Regions from separate parts of the Homo sapiens genome. Here region 1 is linked to region 2. A link is an interaction called in ENCODE POLR2A ChIA-PET data of the cell type or tissue named here. Cell type or tissue: MCF 10A. All regions are shown on one strand. Links, peaks and the distances in the headings refer to the core of each region. The heading gives the core; the rest is flanking DNA.

What was found. Peaks named below come from ENCODE experiments on the same cell type or tissue, not always from the same donor. Only the 100,000 strongest peaks of a DNase experiment are listed, where the experiment ranks them.
Region 1: POLR2A ChIA-PET joins it to region 2 with 6 read pairs; 11 of 35 experiments call an interaction of 5 or more read pairs at or near these places.

Annotation. Positions count from the first base shown.
Region 1 is chr9:136,110,811-136,117,414 of GRCh38, reverse strand. It overlaps TMEM250 (transmembrane protein 250), which reads left to right. Exons shown (of 2, transcript NM_152833.3): 2 at 391-2,826. The coding sequence starts at 515. The coding sequence ends at 934. Among named protein-coding and RNA genes, the nearest start is that of LINC02846, 4.7 kb to the right of the region's middle. RefSeq lists enhancers at 1-18, 19-594, 6,269-6,604. In MCF 10A, for the core only: no CTCF peak of the experiment used is centred there; no DNase peak of the experiment used is centred there.
Region 2 is chr9:136,046,977-136,057,288 of GRCh38, reverse strand. It overlaps NACC2 (NACC family member 2), which reads left to right. Exons shown (of 6, transcript NM_144653.5): 2 at 6,709-7,653. The coding sequence starts at 6,768. Among named protein-coding and RNA genes, the nearest start is that of NACC2, 43 kb to the left of the region's middle. RefSeq lists enhancers at 1-255, 256-855, 856-1,456, 5,568-6,144. In MCF 10A, for the core only: no CTCF peak of the experiment used is centred there; a DNase peak (open chromatin) is centred at 5,098.

The DNA.
Region 1 (6,604 bases), core at 2,605-6,604, 61 kb before region 2:
AGTAACGGGCAAACTGCCTAAGAGCAGAGTGTGGTCCAGCTAGTGGGGAGCTGCGAGGATCCTGCAGGAAAGAGCCACTCTTGCCCCTTCCCATCCGTTTTGGCATTGACCACTTCCGGGGGCCTCCCCTGGCCACTGTCCCCAAGGCCCCCTTTCCCCAGTGCTGCCCTAGAACAAGCACTTTGGCTTCCCCAGGTGGTGGGCCCCTTGGAAGTATCCTTGGGAGGGTTTGTGGAAAAGAGCCCAGGAGTGCCTGCAGATCCCGCCCTGGACTCCATTTTCCCGTAGTCCTGGTGCTGGAGTTTGTGTCCACTTTCGCCAGCTGATTGCCTGGGGAGGGATCCGCATGGTGTCCTCATACTGACGTGGGTTTTGCGGCTCTCCCCGCAGGCCGACGCCTCCCCCCAGGGTCAGCTGCGGGCTCCCAGGCCTAGGCGCCCATGACCCCTACGCCAACAGCCGCCTGGACACCGCCGCCGCCACTGCGACCTAGCGCCGCCGCCGCCGGGGCCCAATGCCGGTCATGCCCATTCCGCGGCGGGTGCGCTCCTTCCACGGCCCGCACACCACCTGCCTGCATGCGGCCTGCGGGCCCGTGCGCGCCTCCCACCTGGCCCGCACCAAGTACAACAACTTCGACGTGTACATCAAGACGCGCTGGCTGTACGGCTTCATCCGCTTCCTACTCTACTTTAGCTGCAGCCTGTTCACTGCGGCGCTCTGGGGTGCGCTGGCCGCCCTCTTCTGCCTACAGTACCTGGGCGTTCGCGTCCTGCTGCGCTTCCAGCGCAAGCTGTCGGTGCTGCTGCTGCTGCTGGGCCGCCGGCGCGTGGACTTCCGCCTGGTGAACGAGCTGCTCGTCTATGGCATCCACGTCACCATGCTGCTGGTCGGGGGCCTGGGCTGGTGCTTCATGGTCTTCGTGGACATGTGAGGGCCGTGGGTGCGAGCTTGATGTATCGTCCCGGCCTGTGGCTGTGTTCTCTCCATGGGTGGGGTCGGCCAGCGCCTTCCCTTCGCCCATCCCCCAGGCAGTCGCTGCTGCCCGGCGCCCACGGAGAGAAAAGAAAGGGCTGAGACTTCTGTGATGGGGGCGCGGACACCACCCCTAGGCTGGCTTCCTGGACCCACCCTCCCCGTATGCACTCTCAGGGGCAGCGCCCACCTGCCGGTGGCTCCTGCTCACATGTCTTCGGGTCGTACTGCGGGGTGGGCCCTCCGTTCCGCCTCTCTGTGGGCCTCTCTCCAGGACCACAGCTGCCAGGGACTTTAGACATCACCCTGGGAGGCCCCTGGACACAGAGGGCTGTGTGCCCAGGAGCAATTCCGGAGGGGGGCCCTCCTGGCTGCACAGCCCCTTCTGCGTGCCCTGGCCCCAGCCCCAGCCAACGGGACACGGAAGGCTCCCCTCGCTGACACACCACACTGCCACAAAGCTGCTTACTCTGCCCTGGGCCGCCTGAGGCCTGGCACTGCCCGCGGACCACCCTGTGTGTGTCATCCTGAGGGGCTGTGTGGGTCCTGAGTCCCCAGCCAGCCTTCAGGGTCCCCTTGGATTGTGTAGATGCAGTCTAGCGGGGGGCCGGAGAAGGGCTCAGGTGGGAGGGGCCTCAGCAGGCTCCCAGCTCAGGGGCTGGCCTGGGGGGAACCCTGGGAGCCAGGGGCTGACTCCAGCAACACTGGCCTGTCTGCCTGTTCTGGGAGGGCTGTGAGGATGTCTTGCAGATGCTCTGGATTTCTGCGGAGGCACCTCCATTCCTTTCTGGCTTTTTTTGCGGGGGAGGGCTTTGGGCCTCTTTCTTTGAGGGAACACCGTCAAAGAAAGCCTGGGAGATCGAGGCTTCAGTGAGCCAGGATGGAAACGCGTGTCCCAAGTGTCCGGAGCAGGCGGCAGAGGCCTCAGTGCGGCAAACACAGCCCCAGAGCCTGTGTGGCACCAGCAGCATCTTAGAGCCCCAGGTATATGCTGAGATCTTATCTCACGCTGTCCTCCAGTGTCTGGGGGGCCCAAATGATGGCACAGGGGCAGGTGGGCTGGAGGGGCGCAGATGCCTGTGTTCAGGGAGGGTGGCCACCATGGGCCGAGGTCTCACCCAGGACCCCTTGCTCTGCTCCTCAGCCTTGCAGTCACGGCAGCACTATGGTGGACTGCCCATGGCCGTGTGACTTTGGGGGCAAGTGGGAGGGCGCCCTGAATAATGATTGCAAGGACAACAGGCAGAGGCTACCCTAGAGCAGGACACAGGGTGTGGTACTGACAACCCTAGTGTCACCTCAAATCCATGTCCCCACACTCTGGGCATGGGTGGGACTTGTGACCCTACCCTGTCAGGCGGACCAGTGGCCCAGGAGCCATGAGGACAGTTGTGTGCCACTGGAAGAGAAACTTTTTGAAAAACCCTAAATCAGGTAGAGAAAGCAAAAAATCTCTGGCCGTAAACCGTGCTCTCTAATTTATCGGCAGCTTCTGTGGATGACCTCTGATGAGCCCGGGCTGCGTCCACGCCCTGGGCAGGTAGGCGGGAGCTTCCCTGCGTGGGCCTCATTTCTTGCTGCAGAGAATCTTTTGCACTAAGTCATGCTGTTTCCTCAAAGAAGCTTTGTTTTTTGTTAACGTATTACTCAGAGTCACCCAAGCCTCTTGGCTGAGGGTGAAGGTGGGACGGGAGGCGGGAGGGGGCTGGTGGTGCCGCTCGTGCGGTGTCAACGCTGCAGGGAGTTGTGGCACCTTGGTGCCCTCTGAGCACCTGGCCGCCTGCTGTCCCCGGTGCCTGTGAAATTCGTCATGCCATGACCCACCTGCATTAAACCTATTTTTTTAATGTGTTGATGGAGTGATTGCTTAAAGTTCAATTGTTTTATTCCGTTTTGAAGGACATAATAATCACCCAGAGCACCATAGAAATCATCTTGTGTAAGATGGGAAAGTTTTCCCAAACACTTGTTGCCGTGCTGGGGAAGGAGCCCCTGAGGCCAGGGTTCTCCTTATGGGAAGCTGCCCTGGGGAGATAGCCTAGCTGACAGGCAAAGATTTGTCAGCAGGGCAGTCACCGGGACACTGCTGTGCAGGCCGGTGGAGGTTGCATTCGGCTGACTGGCCCGTTCAGAGTTTTTTTTTTTTTTTTCAGATGGAGTTTTGCTCATGTCAGCCGGGCTGGAGTGCATTGACACGATCTCAGCTCACTGCAACCTCCACCTCCCGGGTTCAAGTGATTCTTGTGTCTCAGCCTCCCAAGTAGCTGGGATTACAGGCGCCCACCACCACGCCCGGATCATTTTTGTATTTTTAGTAGAGATGGAGTTGCGCCATGTTGGCCGGGCTGGTCTTGAACTCCTGACCTCAGGTGATTCACCTGCCTCAGCCTCCCAAAGTGCTGGGATTCCAGGCGTGAGCCCCTCCACCCAGCCTAGTTCAGAGTCTTAAAGCTGAGGTGGTGTTTCCGACGCTGCTGAAAGGAAAGAGGCCTCAGGGCTGTGAGTAAGGACAGCCCGATCCACCTCGGGAAGATGCGCACACACGAAAAAAGGTTGGAAGAAAAATAAAACCAAAGTTCTTATTTATCCAAAAAAACCGTTTGAGGCCAGGTGCAGTGGCTCACGCCTGTAATCCCAGCACTTTGGGAAGCCAAGGCAGGAGGATCACTTGAGCCCAGGAGTTCAAGACCAGCCTGGGCAACATAGTGAGACCCCATCTCTACAGAAAATTTAAAAATGAGCTGGCCGTGGTGGTGTGCGCCTACGAGATCGAGGCTGCAGTGAGCCGTGATTGCACCACTGCACTCCAGCCTGGTGACAGAGTGAGACTCTGTCTCAAAAAAAAAAAAAAAAAGTTTGAAGATCGAGAGACATACTATTCATACTATTGTAGAATCTTTGCTTTGTAAAGGCTTTCTTAGTTTCTGTGAAGGGAGGAAGTTCACGTTTCTCATTTTTTCACTTGCAAAGGCTTCTAACAACGTGAAGATGACAACGATTTCCTCCCAGGCAGTCATTATGGCAAGAAAGTGTCACTTAAAGGGAAACCAGCCGGGTGCAGTGGCTCACACCTGTAATTCCAACACTTTGGGAGGCCAAGGCGGGAGGGTCGCTTGAACCCAGGAGTTCCAGATCAGCCTGGGCAGCAGGGAGACCCCATCTCTACAAAAAAATATTTTCAAATGAGTCAGGTGTAGTGGTGCTCACCTCTAGTTCCAGCTACTCCGGAGGCTGAGTGGGCAGGATTGTTTGAGCCCAGGCCGGGGAGGGGTTGAGGCTACAGTGAACCATGATTTTGTCACTGCTCCACCCTTGGTGACAGAGCAAGACCCCTTCTCAAGAAAATAAAGGAAAACTCTGGATTCCATTACGTAACAACCTATCCATTGTAGAGTTTTGTGGAACTGTTTCACCAAACTGCTGGGGTTTTGTTTTTGATGGCAGAGTTTGTGAAATCCTTACAAAAATGTTTGCCCCTGAAAAGCTTAGGAGGGTGACACTTGTTTTACCAAACCTAGGGCTGAAGCTTGGTGTGGAGCACTGCTTCCCAGACCAGCCTTCTGATCCGAAGGTCTGGGGGCTCTGTGTGCCCCACAGGGGGTGCCAGGCCACAGCCGAGTCCTGAGGTGGGCTCAGGGCCTGGACACGCAGCCTTACCTGTGCACACAAAGCCGGGGCAGTTAGCAAACGGGCCGTCTGAGGCTCGGCCTGGGAGAGCTGCCTGGTCTTGTTGTTTTGCCAGGTGTGGGCGAAGGTGGCTATGCCTTTGACTGTGGTCACACCCGGCCACGCACCACACCAGAGAGGCTGCACAAGGGCTCCTGCCTTCCCTGGGGGCTTCCCTGGCCTTCCCCGCCTGGCTTCACTCTGGTTTTCAGTGGATTTGGCATGTTTTCTGCTGTTCCCTGCCTGGGCCATCTCCATCTGATAGAACTCCCCGCGACAGTGGCAACGCCTCATCCACACTGTCGTGTACAGGAGCCACCAGCCCATGGGACCACTGAGTACAGGGACAGGCGCCACAGTGACCACTGAATGTCTCATCAGACCCAAGGAAGCAGTTCCCACAGAAGGAGCCACTCAGCTGGATTATAACAAGGGCTTTTTTTTTTCTTTCCGTTTTTCCATTTTTTATTTTTTTTCAGAGATGGGGTCTCGCTCTGTTGCCAAAGCTGCAGTGGCCACGATCACGGCTCACTGCAGCCTCGACCTCCTAGGCTCAGGCCATTCCCCGGGCAGAGGCATGTCACAGGCTCCAAGAGCCAAGGAGCTTCCCCATGGCCACAGTGTGTTCCTTGCGGGAGCCCCGCTAACCCGGCTCCTCTGGGGGGGGCTGAAGAGCCCTGTGGGGGATCTGAGGGGCGGTGGAGCTGCTTACGACCGCTCCCCAGCAGACCTGCCATCCTCGGGCTGTATTAACCAGGCGTTTCCCCTGTTTGACAGGTTCTGTTTTCAAAGTTGTTCTCCCCTTGAGGTCCCAGATGACCGGCTGAGCTGTGCAAGGGCCACGGCTCCAAGGAAGGCCGGAGCTACTTGGAGGTTGTCCCCAGGCCCTTTGTCCACAGTGACAGACACCCAGACCAGACCATGCTGCAGTGACTGGTAAGGGTGCCACCCAGAGAGGGATCTCCAGGGACCGCCGATGGTGCTGTATGTCTGGGGCTGTCTGTCTTGGGCCTCCTGGGCCCTCCCAGCAGCAGCTGTGTTTCTGCTGGGTGGGGAGACGTGCCAGGACCACTGCTGGGGGACCAGCGCTTTCCACGGACACGTCACATTTAGAACAGCCTGATTTGCTGGTGGTGGGCTCCACATGTCTGAAAACACAGGAGTGACCTGCAGGCCTGGAGGCTTCCAGAAGCTTCCAGCAGTGGTGAGGAGTCGAGGACTGGGAAGGTGTTGAGACAGAACCTAAGCATGTGGCCGCTGCGGCTTCCTGCAGAGATCTCAGGCAGCGCGCAGCCGCTTCGGAGGGAGTTGGGAGCCGGTTAGGAGACAGGATCCATCCTTACGAGGCGGCTGGTCCATACAGCGGTTCCCCTCCCACTGCAAGTGGCCTCGGTTGCCTGCGAAGGAGGGAAGTGGCCCCGGGGACTCAGGGTGGCGGCCGGACCTGAGTGAGCTGGGAAGGACAGGTGTGGGCAGGGAGGGCCGCTGGCTGCTCCTGGGGACGGTGGGAAGTGGAGGTAGCTGCAGACTGGCCTGGAGGTCAGGAACGTGCCGGGAAGGTTCTGGAATCAGAGCTGCCCGGCGCTGGCTGGATGAGAGGCCCCCAGTGACAGCAGTGGGTTTGGGAGTCATGGGTTTGGCAGTGAGGAGCCTGGCACCAGAGGTCAGTGTTCGGCCTGGGGGATGGGGGAGGGTGGGCGGCCCTGGACCAATCCCTGAGCCTGGACCACAGAGAAGGTGTCCAGCCCAAGGCAGGCGCGAAGCTGAGGGGGAGCTGGGCGGGCCGGGGAGGGAGGAATCAGAGGGGCTCTGGGGAGGGCGGCCCCTGGGTGGAGACGGGTGGGAGGGAGGCCTGGAGGTGGGGAGCGGCTCCATCTCAGGCTGAACAGAGTGCTGAGTCAGGAAGTCACAGCCGGGCGCGGGGTGTGGAGGAAGCCACCAAAGCCAGCCCGGGGCTGTTGAC
Region 2 (10,312 bases), core at 3,123-7,122:
AAAGAATATTCTGCAAGTGAAGGTTAGAGATGAGCGTGTTGGTGGCCAGGGGCCATGCCTCAGGTGAGCCGTGGCTGCTTGGGTCATTCCCCATAAGCGCAGGGCTCGGCTCAGTCACACAGGCCCCTGGACCAGACCCCCGGCAGAGCCAACGCCACGGGCACCCCACAAGGCCCTATCGGACGCAGAGCCTGCTGCTGCCGAGGATGGAGCGTCCTCCCAGCCCTCCCTCGAGGTACTGGCTGCTGGAGGCCCACCCTGGGGGTGGGGGCTGGGGGCTGTGCTGTCCAGAGACCCCCTGCTGTGTCCCTGGCTTCATCCCCTCTATCTGTGGGCCTGCCCACGGGTGGCCGAGAGGAAGGGCTGATACACGGAATTGTGGATTTGCAGGTCCTGGAGTACTGCCCTTCTCCATCTGGGAAGAAAGCTTCCAGGCAGATGTTCCTTAGTGCAGTTACCGCCGGCTCTGATGGCTGATGCTGGCCCTGGCTTGTGGTCTGGGGTAGAAGCCGCCTAGGGACCTGGCTGAACGGAGAGAGCCCGGCCTGGGCCCAGCCCTGCATGGCTCTCCTCCACCTCCCAGGCTGGGGCGACAGTGATAGTCCGAGGGGGCCCGTCATCCCAGAGACCCCCCGTACCTCTGTGACCCTGAAGCTGGGGGCCTTTGCGCCCCTTTCCTGGGTGGAACTCTCCTCTCTGCCACAGAGTCCTTAGGGCCCTGGCAGGTCAGGGTCGTAGCTACCCGGGGTCTGTTGGGCGGGGCCAGGCATCCTCTCTGGCTCTTGTGACTTGATGACCAGAGACCACCCAGGAAGGATGATGGCTAGGGGCCTGGCCCCGCTGCCTCCCGACTGTGAGGTCTCAGTTTCCTCATCTGTATGTCCAGTAGCGGGGAGGTGAGCACACGGCACACGCCATCCTGGCTTTTGTGGGGGCCTCGGGGTTGGGGGGAGTTCCTGGCCGCCGAGGGCCCTGGCCCAGAGCTGCTGCATCTCATCTGCATGGAGCTGGTGGTTCCATTAGCAGCCAGGCCTCCGGGCAGCCCAGCTCTGCTTTCTGGCATTTTAAAAGTTTAATGCAAACCTGAGGGCTAAGCTGGTGCCACACCCAGCTCCCTGAGGCCCTGGCACATCCGGAGCTGGGCAGCCTCTACCCCCCAGGGTTAACCTCCGGGCCCCCTGCCGCCCCCTTGTCCTCCCTAGGGCCTCTTTTCTGAAGGTATAGGGTCAAAGCAAATCCTCCTGGAGCCTGCACCGTATGGGAAAGGGAAGGCGTTGCGCGGAGGTGGGCAAGGTCCACGGGGTAGCAGCCCCCAGACTGTATTCCTAACACCCCCTGTGCTCCTGCTGACTCCAGAGCACCTGGCACAGCAGGCCCGCCCCATCCCCACACCTTCTCACGCTCCAGGAGCGCCTTCGATTGACCTTTTAGGAGATGTCCTCACTTAACTAACTGCCAGGCAGTCTCCACCAGGGGCCGGGGCTCGGGGTAGAGGGACTCTCCCCTCCGCAGAACGTTTCCCGTGCCCCGCCTCTCTCCTTCCTCTACCACGTGTTTAATGGCTGTGCATTTGCTGAGGTCCAGAACCTCTTATTAGATTGGTGAAATTAAATCCTGCAAGATAATTTAATTTAATTTAATTTTTCTCGCCTCCCTTCCCCTTGCTGGTGGTGATCCTGCAGAAATTCAGTGCCGCATTCCTCTGGTTTGCTGTGCTGGGCTTAGAAAGTGCTTTACAATCTAGGGGTGGAGGGGGCAGGGTTTCTGGGGACTCTGGGCGAGGCCCTCAGACCATGGAGCTGCCTGGCTGGGCCCCAGGAAAAGGGCTCCTCCTGTTGGGCTGCCTGACTGGTCCCTGTCCCAGTCCTCTGGCCTGGGGGATGCTTTCAGGGGTCTTGTACCTGCCAGAGCCTCTGCTCCTGGGTACTTGATGCCAGGACCCAGGTGCCCTGGCCTGGCACCAACCTTGTAACCTGTGTCCTTGTGTGAATCCTGCCGGGACGACACTCAGGCAGGGGGGTCGTTCTGGAGACGCTGCCCCAACCCCTGTGTGCGCGTCTGGCTGCAGTTCCAGTGAGCCCCTGTCCTCCCCGCGGGCTCCTCTCACCCATCGGCAGGTTGCTGGGTATGGGGCTCATCATGGTGGGCAACCCCTAACCCCAGGGCAGGGCAGGCCTGGATCTCAGCCTTCCTCAAGTGAGGCTCTGCAGAGGAGAGACCCCCCACTCCGACACCACAGCCACCTGTATTTTCTTATTCCTGAGGGTGGCTTGTGGGCTCAGAGGAACCCAGCCTCCTCTGTGTGTCTGTGTGGGGTGGGGCACCGAAGGCTGGCACAGCTGCAGGGAGTGGACTCGGGCCTTGGGTCACCTGCAGAGGTTCTCCAAAGTGGGTTCTGTTCTGAAGGGCGTTTTGAGAGCAAGGGTCGTTGGTGCCACAACCCTGAGGATGGCTGGGGTAAACAAAGTTGGCGACCTCTGATTTTTTGCCTGGCTCTGCAGAACTTTCCATAAGTGAATGAGTGTGTTGAATCTCACCGAGAAGGGGAAACAATAGGAGGTGTTGCTTGGGAAGCAAAGTGGTGGGGAAACTGAGTCACTGGAGAATGTGCAGGGGAGGGTGGGGATGCCCTGATGTCTGAGAACCAGGCTTGGCCCCTGCCCTCCTGAGCAGACAGCTCTGCTCACGTCCCTGGGCCCACCTGGGCCCTCGGCCCCCTCCTCTCTGGGTGTAGCAGGAGGGTCAGCCCCCGTGTGTCTGCTTTCCTGGCCCTGGGGGCGTGAGCCAAGCCTTTATTTTATTCTTTTCTCCTAAAGTTCAGCTTTGTTCTTGAGCCTTCCAAGAAAGCAACCTAAAACCAGCTCCTGTCCGGCTCTCAGCAGGCTGGGGCGTGGGGCTGCAGCCTCACCGGTGCAGGTGGCCTGAGGACAAGCCAGCAAAAGCTCCAGTTGTCCTCGATCCCCAGGGACCACACGGCCCCATCACCTTCAAAGGGAATAATGGTCCCTTCTCTGGGAGAGCTGGTCTGTCCCCCAGCCCTGGGGCTCCAGCTCCTGAGGTGCGGACGCAGGCCGAACTGGGCTGGGCGTTAAGACGCCCACCTGGATGCCCAGCTGAGAGCTGCTCTCCTGCCCAGGTCACAGCAGGTTGCAGGCATCACCGGCTTTCTGTGTGTGAGGCTTCAGCCGCCGGCTTCACAAACATTGTTCCATTCACCCCCAGGAACCATCTGAGGGTAAATCATAACCCCAGTTCACAGCTCAGCGTCTGAGGCTGAGGTGTCCTTACAGGAAGTGGCTGGTGCCCACGGGACCTAGGATTTCAGCCTTGCCAACAGGCCAGGACCCTCTTGCTGCTGGAAGGGACAGGCTGAGAGCCTACATTGTCCCTTGCTGTCTGTGTCAGCCCTGGCTGCTGCCCTACCCAGCCCAGGTACTTGGGACCCCCAGGAACCGGTGCGCCGTGCTGGCCTCTGCCTGTCCCCTCTTTTGGTACAAAAGCCCCTGTATGACTCAGACATCCCTACCCCCCCGTCCTTGGGGCGAAGTTGCCCACAACAGAAGCCACGGGCTCTCTGGGAGGCTCCTGGTGGTGGGCGCAGTGGGTCTGTGAAGGGAGCTGTCTAGGGGCCTCTGCCCTCTGTGCTGTGTTGCACAGGCCCCTCTCTTGTACCCCCCTGCCCGGGTTGTGTCCAGCATTCAGCCCTTGCCGAGCTTATGAGGGCACTTGGCAGACTTCCTGGATGAGGCAGAAACTAAGTGGGGACCTGAGGGTGGAGGGTGTGGCGGGGAGGGTGACAGCTGGGCCCTGTGTCTCCTGGCCCGGTGGAGCCCAGCTCATCAGCATGGCCGAGTGGGGACGTTTCTGTAAACGCCCCCATCCCAGTCTCCTTGAGTTGTCACCAGCCCCTTGTAGGAGGCAGAAAACACTAGGCACGAAGCCACCTCCACGGGCCTTTGCCGGCAGCTTCCCCGCACCTGGATCTCTTCCCGTCCCCATTCAGTGGCTTTTTGTCTGGTCTGGAGAAGCTGAGCCCATGGTGTGTGACTAGGGAGGAGCCAGATGGCCCTCTCTCTGGTCTCCGGATGCCTCAGAGGGGCGCCGGGAGTGAGGGGCAGGGCTGTGTCGCCTTGCCTCCCACCAGGCCTGTTCGGGCCTCCTCCGCATCCTGCTGCCAGGGTTACCCCGAGGGTGGTGGAGGCAGCTGGCCAAGCAGGAGGGGGCTCACCTCAAGGCCTCGAGCCTGGACCCTGCCCCTTCTTTTGGGTGGAATGTGCTCTTCCTGGGGGTCACAGCCAGTGGCAGGGAAACTGAGGCTGGGCAGTCCAGAGGTCAGCCTCAGGGCCCCACGCAGAGAGGCTGGTATGAGCCCAGGATGAAGTACACATTCTCTGGAGGGGTCCCGGGGCCACCACAAGTCCTGCACAGCAGCAGCCCCTTCCCAGGAAAAGGCTCAATAACAGCCAGACGCTGCAGACCCCCTTGGGCAGGAGGTGCAGCCTGTGTGGCCGCAGCCAGGAGTGTGCGGGAGGAGCGAGGCGGCCGCTTTGCCCTCTGCTGGGACCTCTCAGGCGGGGCTGCCCCTTCCGGCTCCTGGTTGCCCGGCCACAAAGTCGCTCTTTTCTTAAAGTGCCAGGAGGGCGCTGGGAGTGGGATGGGGAGGGGTGCTGGGGCTGGACTCCCGGGCCTGCCGCCTGGGCAGAGGACACAGCTCTAAGGCCCCCAGGACCTGGGGTGCCGCCTCACCCACCCACTGCCTGCCGTTTCTGTGCCTCTCTTCACCCCCTGCTGTACCTCCCCTCCCCTTCCCTGGCTCCCCTAGCTGTCCTGACCCCCTCACCCCCTCCCCCTGGCGCCTCTGCCCATTCCCCACCCTCGCTGGAGGAGTTCAGCTCTGCCAGCTCTGCAGACTGTTTGGAATAGTTTAAATGCTTTGACACTGGGGCTGTCCTGGAAGGCCGGGAGGCAGTTTACTGGGTAATTCATATGCAAAACTGCACCATAAATTTCCAGGCTGTCTCAGTTGCCGTGGCACCGGGAAGCATTTCTCCACTACTGTACAGTATTTCTGCCATCTTTGTTTGCATTGCAGTGAGTCATCAAAAGTCTGTCTCGTACCAGCACCCGGGGCCGCGCATTCCTCTGGCACCAACACTCCACTGTTTTTAAAGCCGGGGCTGGGAGCTGGCATTTACTTCGGCTCCCAAATCAAAGGCGGCTATTCATTCCCGAGCCGCCGGAACGTTCGTCTGCATCCGGCCCCTTCATTGAGATGCGGTGCGCTGCCCGGGAGGGCCGGCCTGGGTGCAGCTGAGCTGCGGCCGCGAGCCCAGCGCCCAGGCGCTCTGCCCTCCTCCTCCTCCTCCTCCTCCACCATCTCCTCCTCCTCCTCCTCCTCCTCCTCCTCCTCCTTGCCGGCTCCCTGCGCCCTCCCCGCCCCAGGGCTCCCGCTCCGTTTGCTGCATTCGCGGAGCAGCTGGGCAGGCGGGCTGCGTGCGGGGAGCCTGTCCTGCCAGGCGGAGCGGGCAGTGCCGGCCGGCGGCCGCAGCGGCTGAAGGTAGGTCTTCCCGACCGGCCGGCAACTTCTCCGCAGCGGGGGCACTGCGGGCCGCCCCCGGCGCGCGTCCACCTGCCCAGCTCCCGGCGCGGTGGCTCCGCCCTCCTCCCGCCACCCGGCGCCTCTGCGGCCGCCCGCACTTTCCTCCCGTGGGACACAGCGGCCTTTGTGCGGCCCTGCGGAGTTGGGCTGGCGCCTTCTGGGCCGCCCCCGCCCCCTCCGGAGTCCGCACCAGATAAACAGCGGCGCCCTCCCCAGCTCCCAGCCCCGGGGTCCGGGCAGCCCGGCGAGGGCTGGGACCCCTGTAGTCACCTGGGTTGGGGCCGGGCCGTCGGGATTGGCCCGCGTGGGGAGCGAGGCGAGCGGGGTGGGGGGCGTCCGCGAGTGGGGCTGCGACAGGCTTCCCAACTCCTGCCCTGGCGGCGGCTTGGGAACCTGGGTCTGGTCCGAGCCAGGAGAGCACGGGAGAACGGAGCGGGCGCGCCCAGGGTGGTCTCTCTGCGCGAGGGAGGAGTGGACGCGGCTTCAGCGGACTTCCCGGCACCCCCAGCCATTCCCTACCTGCCCGGGAGGCTCAGGGGGACTAGGGGACGCTGGCCCGCCTTCCCCGCAGGGGCCCTCTGCGAGGCTGCTCGGAGGGAAGAGAGGGAAAGCAAACCGCAAACTGCACAGCTCCAGAGACCCCCCTCCCTCCCTCCTTCCCCGCTGCTCCAGCGCGGCCCCTCCCGGGAGCTCCTGTGCGGGCTGGAACTTTTTTGAGGGGAGGAGAGTGGCTGCAGGTTTGCCCAGAGGCTCCCCCGGCGGCCCCCACCTCCTGTCCCGGGGCAGGTTCAGGCCTGCGCTCCTCCTCGCCTGCTGAGACCGAGTCGCTAAGAGCAGCCCCCTGGGAGTGGCGTGGGCGCACTCCTGCCGGGCAGCACCCCGGGGATCTGCAGCAGTGCTGGCCGGGCCCTCTTGCCCGTCTGCCAGGGGGTCTGGGAGACCCCGTGTCCCTTCTCTGGAGTGTCCCAGCCAGGAGGGGCGGGGGAGGGCGCGTGCGGAAGGCTCGCTCTTTGTAAGCCCCCGGCGGGGGAGGAGGGGGTGGGAACGGCCCCTTGAGCGGGGAGCCCGTGACCTGGAGGAACTGACCACGTGCCTCCTGCCCCCCACAGATGAGCCCCGCTAGGGCCGCCCCGCGCTGAGAGCCCAGCCCCGCCGCTGCCCGCCCGCCATGTCTCAGATGCTGCACATCGAGATCCCCAACTTCGGGAACACAGTGCTGGGCTGCCTGAACGAGCAGCGCCTGCTGGGCCTCTACTGCGATGTGTCCATCGTGGTCAAGGGCCAGGCCTTCAAGGCCCACCGGGCGGTGCTGGCCGCCAGCAGCCTCTACTTCCGCGACCTGTTCAGCGGCAACAGCAAGAGCGCCTTCGAGCTGCCCGGCTCCGTGCCGCCCGCCTGCTTCCAGCAGATCCTGTCCTTCTGCTACACGGGCAGGCTCACCATGACGGCCAGCGAGCAGCTCGTGGTCATGTACACGGCCGGCTTCCTGCAGATCCAGCACATCGTGGAGCGCGGCACCGACCTCATGTTCAAGGTGAGCTCGCCCCACTGCGACTCGCAGACCGCTGTGATCGAGGACGCCGGCTCCGAGCCCCAGAGCCCCTGCAACCAGCTGCAGCCGGCCGCCGCCGCCGCGGCCCCCTACGTCGTGTCCCCCTCGGTGCCCATCCCGCTGCTGACCCGAGTAAAGCATGAAGCCATGGAGCTGCCGCCGGCCGGCCCAGGCCTGGCCCCCAAGCGCCCGCTGGAGACGGGGCCCCGGGACGGCGTGGCGGTGGCCGCGGGGGCTGCGGTGGCGGCGGGCACAGCCCCTCTCAAACTGCCCCGTGTCTCCTACTACGGGGTGCCCAGCCTGGCCACCCTCATCCCCGGCATCCAGCAGATGCCCTACCCCCAGGGGGAGCGGACCAGTCCAGGCGCCAGCAGCCTGCCCACCACCGACAGCCCCACCTCGTACCACAACGAGGAGGACGAGGAGGACGACGAGGCCTACGACACCATGGTGGAGGAGCAGTACGGCCAGATGTACATCAAGGCCTCCGGCAGCTATGCAGGTAACGCGGCGGGGTGGAGCCCCACACCACCTGGCTGGGAAGCGGGGCCTGCCTGGGACCCGGGTGGCTCAGGAGGCCACTGGGCCGGAGGCCTGCGGGGCCACAGGGGAGCCCCCCACCAAGCCTGGAGGAGGTGGCAGAGCTCTGTTCACCATGGGGTTCAGACTTGGTCCTGGATGAGACAAGAACTCCTAGGAGACTCTGCCAGCCTGTAGGAAGGGTCTTGTCTCCACTGGATAGATGAGGAAACGCAGGTGTCCCGTGGCCCAGGGACCTGCCCCAGGGTTCACGTTCCCCGTCTGTGAAGGGCCTGGCGCCACGCGGTGTACGGGAGGACCCGCCTACTTCCCCTTTAACCTCAGTCTGCGCCTCACCCGGCCAGGTCTAGAGAGTCCCCTGAACCCAGCCCCTTTGCCACCACCTCTCCAGGCCCCGCGCCAGGGATGGGCCAGGAAGCGCCCAGTGTGCTGAGCCGAGTGAGCAGTCGCTCCCCCTCCTCTCCGTTCCTTTCTTTCAAGGAGGGCTGCTCCCCGTCCTGGGCCCCACAAACCCAGGTTGCCCTAATTGGAGATTCCTGGTTACAGCCTCTGGAGACTGTTCAGGCTTTGCTGGGCAGAGTCCCACAGTTGGTGCCCAGGATCGGGTGTCCCTGCAACCTGACTGTGTGTCTGGGCTGGCCACCTGGCTGGTCTGCATGCAGGGCCTGTGTGCAGCGGCCTGGGCCTGGGTGCGGGTGCATAATGCCAGCCACGGGCAGGTGGTGGACCCCGAGGGGCAGTGTAGGGACTCTCTCCACCCCACCACGCATATCCCTGTGCCCTGATGGGACGCCCCCCTGCCCTTCCCCTCCTGCAGTGCTGGTTGGGGGCAGAGGGGGCCAGGACCACCCACCAGCTTGGACCCCTAGGCCAGCTGGGTCCCTGTGCAGCGTCTGTCACCACAGCCGGGACAGCAGGGTAACCACTGCTTTGGCCAACCTGGCTCCCTCTCCGCCTGCAGGAGAAGCCACTGCCTTGCCAGCAGGTGCTCTGGGCTCCGTGGTGTCTTCCTGAGAACTCCGCACTTGGTTTAAATGTATATTGCTGTGTTTGCATGAATCCCACAGAATGCCAGCTCACAGGCCACCTCGATCTGGGCTTCACAGCTTTTGTTTTCTTTTAGTGGTAGGGGGTAGGGCTTGATTTGTCCTGAGACTGGGAGCTTTGCTAGCTACGGAATTGGCCCTTCCTGAGGGCAGAGCACACCGGGCTCCGGCTCACCACAGAGGCCGTACAGGATGTCAGTGCTTGTGGACCCGGCTGGCTGAGGCCTCCGGGGAATCCGCCCCATGTGCGCTTTCCCTCTGCCCCTGCTGACAGCCACCCCAGGGAAGGCAGGGGACCAGCCAGAGGCTGCTGGGGAAGGCTCCCAAGGCCCACCCAGGGCCCCTGTTGGGAAGGAGCTCTGTCCATGGGCTCCAGTCCCAGGGCAGAACCCCAGACAGGCTGGGCACCCCTACAGTCCCTGAGGACATCCCCCATTGATGGCAGCCAGACAGTGCCCTGCCGACAATGGCAGCCAGACAGGGCCCTGCCGACGGGTTGCCGACGGGTCAGGGAGCTGCACCATGGAGATGGAAACAGACCCATCGTATCCAAACATCTTCCCAGGGTCCTCCCTGCACAGCCCCCTGCTGCTCCAATGTGACCTTGGGCCTTGGTGTGTTTGGGGTGATGGGAGCCAGGGCTGGGTGTCGGGTTTGCTGGGAGCACGGTGAAGCCTCGTGACTTGTCCCATGCATCTGCCCCTGGGTGCTGGGTCAGCCTTAAGCCCTCACATCGCCTGGACTTCGTGAGCTAGAAGCCCTCACGCCCACCTGCCTTGATGGGTTTTTGGGGAGTCAGCAGGACCGCAGCCAGGAAGCGGCTCTGTGGAGTCCCGGATGTGTGTTGGGTGGGGACGGGAGGCAGCTGCTCTGGTGAGTCCTTCCCTCCAACTCCCCCGTACTCAGACCACACGAGGTACAGTCCCATTGGGGCTGAGGGGTGGGGACACCCTCAAGGCCATGTTCCTGCAGGGCTTTGTCCAGGCCGCAGGTGCTGCGCGGCATTCTCTGCCTTTGCACGGGTGTCGCTGATGCCAGCGAGGTGGAAAGTGGGCGGCTGGGAGGCCAGGCCTGCTCCCGCCCACCTACCATACAGTTTGGCTCTGGATGCCACAGTCTGGGTTTCTTGTCATGGTTTTTCTGTTCGGCAAGCCCATAAGTGGGGCAGAGAAAGGGGGTGTGTGATTTCTTGGTTAAAATCTAGGTTACTGGCTGTGACGTTGCTGGCGTCGCTGGGTGTGCTGGGTTGGCGGTGCCATGGGGGGAGCAGGTAGAGGGAGGGGCCGTCGCCTGACCTGGAGCTGCCCCTGGGTGCTAGCTCCCCGTGCCCTCCGTGTCCCGGGCTCGTCCGGGGAACGTCCTCACACCCACGCAGGAGGCTGGCTGCTGCCCTCGCCAGGCCGTGCAGGAGTGGAGGCAGGTAGCTGTCTCTCTGGGCTGGTAGGACTAGCGTGTTCTAAGGTCCCTGCAGGCTGAGCTCCTCCTCCTCCCTGGCCTCAGTCTCCCTACCTGTTGAGTGAGAGGCGGGCCTGAGCGATTGCCGAGGGTCCCGGAGCTGCACCTTGGTGTGTGGTA